Regions from separate parts of the Mus musculus genome. Here region 2 is linked to region 1. A link is a loop called in an ENCODE intact Hi-C map of the cell type or tissue named here. Cell type or tissue: heart. All regions are shown on one strand. Each heading gives the region's core, and the rest is flanking DNA. Links, peaks and the distances in the headings are about the cores only. Region 1 overlaps Akap13 (A kinase (PRKA) anchor protein 13). Region 2 overlaps Akap13 (A kinase (PRKA) anchor protein 13).

What was found. Hi-C counts contacts between places; a loop is a spot of excess contacts. Peaks named below come from ENCODE experiments on the same cell type or tissue, not always from the same donor. Only the 100,000 strongest peaks of a DNase experiment are listed, where the experiment ranks them.
Region 2: a loop joins it to region 1, with 2.1 times the contacts of the local background. A loop is called at or near these places in 2 of 42 quality-filtered maps.

Annotation. Positions count from the first base shown.
Region 1 is chr7:75,575,447-75,578,253 of GRCm38, reverse strand. All of the region lies in intron 3 of Akap13 (A kinase (PRKA) anchor protein 13), which reads right to left. Among named protein-coding and RNA genes, the nearest start is that of Akap13, 120 kb to the right of the region's middle. In heart, for the core only: a CTCF peak has its summit at 1,221; no DNase peak of the experiment used is centred there; H3K27ac peaks cover 470 bases.
Region 2 is chr7:75,655,515-75,658,321 of GRCm38, reverse strand. The region is part of intron 8 of Akap13 (A kinase (PRKA) anchor protein 13); the gene reads right to left. Among named protein-coding and RNA genes, the nearest start is that of AU020206, 130 kb to the left of the region's middle. In heart, for the core only: a CTCF peak has its summit at 1,204; no DNase peak of the experiment used is centred there.

The sequences.
Region 1 (2,807 bases), core at 59-2,558:
AAAAATGTCACAGCAGACAAAAAGAAATACAAAATAGCACCGGGCGTGGTGGCGCACGCCTAGCACTTGGGAGGCAGAGGCAGAGGCAGGCGGATTTCTGCTTTTGAGGCCAGCCTGGTCTACAAAGTGAGTTCGAGGACAGCCAGGGCTACAGAGAAACCCTGACTCGAAAAACCAAAAAAAAAAAAAAAAAAAAAAAAAAAAAAGAAAATACAAAATATGCATTCCAAGAAGAAAGGGGCACTAGGAAATGTATTGTTGGAACCAAGGCTTATGCTGAAAAGATAAGGAAAGGCCTGCCATGAAATGGAATAAAGAGAGGGGTTCGCTTGAAGCAAGACTGGGTCCCAGCTAAGCTTCCAACGTGAAACAAGAAAAGGCATAAAACATTACCTGTTCCTTAAAAGCAACAACAAATGTAACTCTAAGAGGCATCTAGGTTCCATCCCAAGCAGGCAGACAAACTTGGGAACATTAGCCATAGCTTTAGAGTCAAGACGAAGACAGGAGTAAAAGATCTGTGGGATGTTCTTCCACCGTGAAGGAAGGCCCCCAAAGACTTAGGCATCTGGCAAGGGAGGTCCTGTATGGAGACCCTAAGAGACCGCTGAATGGAGCTAGGAAAATGAAGCCTGAATTACATCAAAGATGTCAGGATGTTGGAAGTGCCAGAGCCACGGGATGCCTGCCAGGAAAAGTTGCATACAGGAAGTAGAACCACCCTGAGAGAAGTGTGTTACAGACAATAAAGCTGGAAGGGTGGATGCCACCCTTGACATCAGAGACTAAACTACAAGGATTTAAGAGTTTGCCCTTTTGCGTTTCAGTCTTGCTTTGGTCCACTTTTTCCTCACTGTGCCACCGTGCTCAGCTTTTGGGATGATGGTCGTGGTGGTCATGGTGGTAGTGTGTATGTACCCACACTGCGTCTGCCTTGAGTTTCAGAAGAGACTTTAGATTTTGAAATGATAGTGACACTGTGAAAAATTCTGTGGACTTATAGTGCATTTTGCTTTATGATATAGTTAGAAGCATATTAAGGCCAGAAAGTGAAATGTGGTGGTTTGAATGAGAAAGGTCCACATAAGCTCATATGATTGAATAAGTGGTCTTCAGTTGGTGGAACTGTTTGAGAAAGATTTAGAAAATGTGGCCTTATTGGAGGATGCGTGTCACTGGGGTGGCTTTGAGGTTTCAAAAACCCATGGCATTGCCAGTCAGCTCTCTCTGCCTCCTCCTTGTGGATCAAAATGTGAGTTCTCTGCTACTACTTCAGCACCATGCTTACCTGCCTGCTCCCATGCCTCCCTTCATGATAATCACAGACTCAGACTCAGCCTCTGAAACGGTAAGCCCCAAATAAAATCTTTCTTCTCTAAGTTTGTCTTGGTCATGGTACTCTTACAGAACTGAAAAGTAACTAAGATACCTCCATATGCACATAAGTGGTACACATATATATATGCAGGCAAAACAAGCAAATATATAAAATAAAAGACAACTCTAAAAAAAGTACTAAGTACCTACCGTGTGGCCAAAACACTCAAGATTGGCAGAGTATCACTATCAAGCTCAAGATTAGTTTTTAGTCCCTGTGTCTTTTCAAATAAAATGAAAAATAAAGGGGTTACCATTGTTTAAAACTAAGGGTTGTGTAATATACATCTAGGAATAAAACTGGTCTCAGTGTAGAAGCACAGGTAAGACTCACTGTAAGCTTGCTCTAGACAGATTACGGCTGGAGGAGGAGGAATATTAATCTTATGTCTGCCTTAGTCTAAAGCTACAGTACAAAGACAGGATGGGAAATTATAGCAAATTTAATACAATAAAAACAGAAGTTGTAGTAGGGAAGTGCAATAGCAACAATTTTCAACTAGTTTCCATGGTGTTTTTGTTTCCACTCAATTTCCTGGTAACAAGAGGAACATAAGCAGAGCTATTTCTTTTTTAAAGGAAAAGTACTGAAATTTTACTCAATTTCTAAAAGAAGCTATCCTATAGGATTCAGAAAGAAACAAAATTCCCAGAAACTGTTGAGGGGAGAAAGTCCTAAGTTTAAGTGCATTTTAGGACCCTGCAGTGTCAATTTTGTTTACAATGAAAACAGAACATAAGTATGAGGTCTGAAGGATCTGTTACCCACCAAGTAATCTACAGGGAATAATGAAGGAAACAGTAGATTTGTGTGCCAAGTTCTCTTGCAGAAAGGTGTGGTCATCCTAACACACACCCAGCCTTGAAGCCTTTCTCTGACCATAAAATGATACCATCAACCTTACAGAAGTATTGAAAATATCAGCAGGCACCACACAAAGCACATGGCAAACAGGCACCAGGAACTGGTAGTTATACTCAAAACACTACTGTTGTTTAAGTATCACACAGAAAAATAGATCACTAAATCTTGACAAAGTGTTTCACAAGCCAGCAAGCCTGTAGGACAACTAACAACTTTATTAGCACTGCAGAACTGAAAAAATAAAAATAAAAATAAAAACAACAGGAGAAAAGACTTAAACAAAAAGCACCCAGAAGCACCCAGGTAAGAAGCAAGTTATCTAAGGTTAACAGTCTTCTTAAACTCAGTAAATCCTAGGCCCTGTGGGTCAAAAGTACGTGTGCCTGAGGTTGGGAGAGCCTCCCTGCAGGCTTCTTTCCCTGCAAGCATTTTATCACTGTCTAAAGCATCTGCACCCATGGAAACGCAAAACTGCTACAAATAAACAAAAGTACTGAACTATGACCCAAAAATTACTTCATTTCCTGTTAAGCTAAAAGTGGAACACATCCCACCCTGGGCCATC
Region 2 (2,807 bases), core at 268-2,767, 80 kb before region 1:
TGTGAATGAAGGGCTACTCCATGAGAGAGAACCAATACCTGACACTGCTTGGGCAACCAAGAACCTGAGACTAGACAGTCAAGGGACCTAGGGTAAAACCAAAAGTAACAGCTGGATGGTGGTGGTCCACACCTTTAATCCCAGTACTTGGGAGGCAGAGCAGGCAGATGCATCTCTGTGAGTTCTGGTCTACAGAATGAGTTTCAGGACAGCGAGGGCTACACAGTAAAACCTTGTCTTGAAACAAACAAACAAACAATCAAACAGTAACAACAACATGGCTCCTAATGATATTCTGCTATACTCATAGATAAGTGTCTAATCCAGCCATCATCAGAGAGGGTTCCTCTTGTAGCAAATTGGGACTAATACAGAGACCCACAGCCAGACATGAAACAGGGAGTAAGAGCGCTTAGAACACTCAGCTCCAAAAAAGATGTCTCCATCAGATTCCTCACATAAGGGTTCAGGGAACTTGAAGAGTGTGTAAGAGACAGAGGGGACGATACCAAAATATCAAGGCTTTCTAGATACAACAGTGCTGGCATACAAATGCTCTCACAGAGACTGGGGCAGGATGCACAAGGCCTTCACAGGTCTGTACCAAATGGGGTCCTAGAGCTAAATGAAGCAGGCACATGCATCCATCCTAGAAGCTATCTCTAATTGATAACCATTTGCAAATGAAAATTTAGCTTCCTCCAAGGAAGTCTCACTGGGGAAAAAGACCACTCTTAAAGGTGGGTTGCATGTCCAGCAGCAGATGGCCAGCAGAAAATGTGCACAAATAGCATTTTTCGAGGTTCCCTTGTCTCATAGCGGAATTCACAAATTTTTCCATTAAAATTTGTTTTATTATTTTTTATTTTATTTATATGTATTTTTTCCTCTTTTTTTACCCTACAGGTCTTCTGGCTATATGTTATGATTTCTAGTTTAGTGTTTTCATAGGGTTTTGGAATGTGCAGATGATGGGTTTGTATGTCTATATTCTTGTATTTTCTCTTGGGCTCTTCCCCTTCTGTTTGTTTTGGCCTATTCCATCCAGTGTGTTAGTTTTTGTTGTATCTTATTATTATCATGTAGGAACATTTTTTAAAATATTTTTGTTTCTTTTTTCAATACTTGATTGTCCTGGAACTCACTCTGTAGGCCTTGAGCTCAGAGATGCACCTGCCTCTACCTCATTAATGCTGGGATTAAAGGCTACCACCAGAGGACGGGCCAGTTTGTTTTCTATGAGACAGGAAGGGGGTGGATCTAGAGGGGAGGTGAGGAAGAGATATTGTAATTAGAATATATTATGTAAGAGAAAAATATATTTCCAATAAAGGGGAAAAAATCAAGACAGTACATTAATTCAAAATCTCCAACAAAACAAAACCCTAGAATGGACAGAAATGAGTGATTCAGAAAGCAGGAAAACAGCTAGTTTCAACAGTTAGAAAAGCTAGTCAATAGTATCAGCAAACCGTAGCTGCTCTGATGAGGAAGGTTACAAGCTACCCGAGCTACACAGTGGTACCACAAGTCTAAGAGGGAAACCACAGGGTCTACACACAGGAAGGATATTAAAGACTGACTATAAACAACTTCTGTGTTGAGTTCACTAACTCTAAAGAAATGATCAAATCTGCTCACAATGACATAAATAACTTCAGTATTCATTCAAGCCACTGAATTTGTGGTTTAGAACTTTGCTTCAAGGGGAACCCCAGGCCAGGAGCTTTCTGGTGAATCCCACAAACACTTAAGGGAGCCGCAACACAGATCTTACGCAAACACTTTTAGGAAACAGACAAATAAACAACAGGTCACAGCTTGTTTTCTGAGCCGCCAACATCAAAACCAGATAAAGGCAGAAAAGCATTGGTCACTCTTAGGAATGGTGCAGAATCACTAGCAGAATTTTTGGTAACCTGACTTAGGCAATCCATGTGGAAGATAAGCATATCGTGAACAAGCGGGTTAATTCTAAGAACTCTATCGTAGTGTTGCAAAAAATATGTACGTAACAGCAATTGGTGGAGGGAGGAAAGGGAAGAAAGAAATGATGTAAATACAGTATAGTCTCAAGAAAATAAACAATTAAAAAATTCAGTTTAGGTCTACTAACCCTCAAACTGAGGAAAACCAAAAGGGGAAGACAACTTGGTAAAAACTGATACCTACTAAAATAAATGATCAGAACACTAACAGAAAAAAAAAAATCCTCAACCTGATAAGACATTCTTAAAACACAAAACAACTCTATATAGTCAGTCAACATCATTCCCAAGGATAAGAAGACTAAGTGCACTAATCTGAAATCAAGAATAAGACCGAAGAACAGCCACCGTGCTACGTGTATCCAGCACTGCTCTGGAGGGCTACTCAGTGCACCAAACAGAAAAGAAACAATACATGCAACCGGAAGAAGTGGTGAATCGACTCAAAGATGACCTAACTGTCTACAAAGATTCTAAACAACAAGCATGCTACTAGAATAAGTGCCCGAGTGTTGTGAGGCAGACGCCCAAGTCAGTATTAGTTTTATGTATTGGCAAAGATACGTAGACACTAAAACTGAAAGTAAAAGCTATAGCATTTACAGTAACAGCAAGACATTTGGTTAGGGAAAAATGTAAAAGATGGATAATATTTACACCATGGAACTAAAAAAAAATACTGAAATTAAAGGTTCATACAGAGAAAGGACATTTGTAAATCAGAAACTCTAATAGTTATATCCCTAAAATCATGCACATGACTTTAAGAGCCACATGAATCAAGCCAGTATAGTCCTGGTGTAAAACAGGATAAAGGTC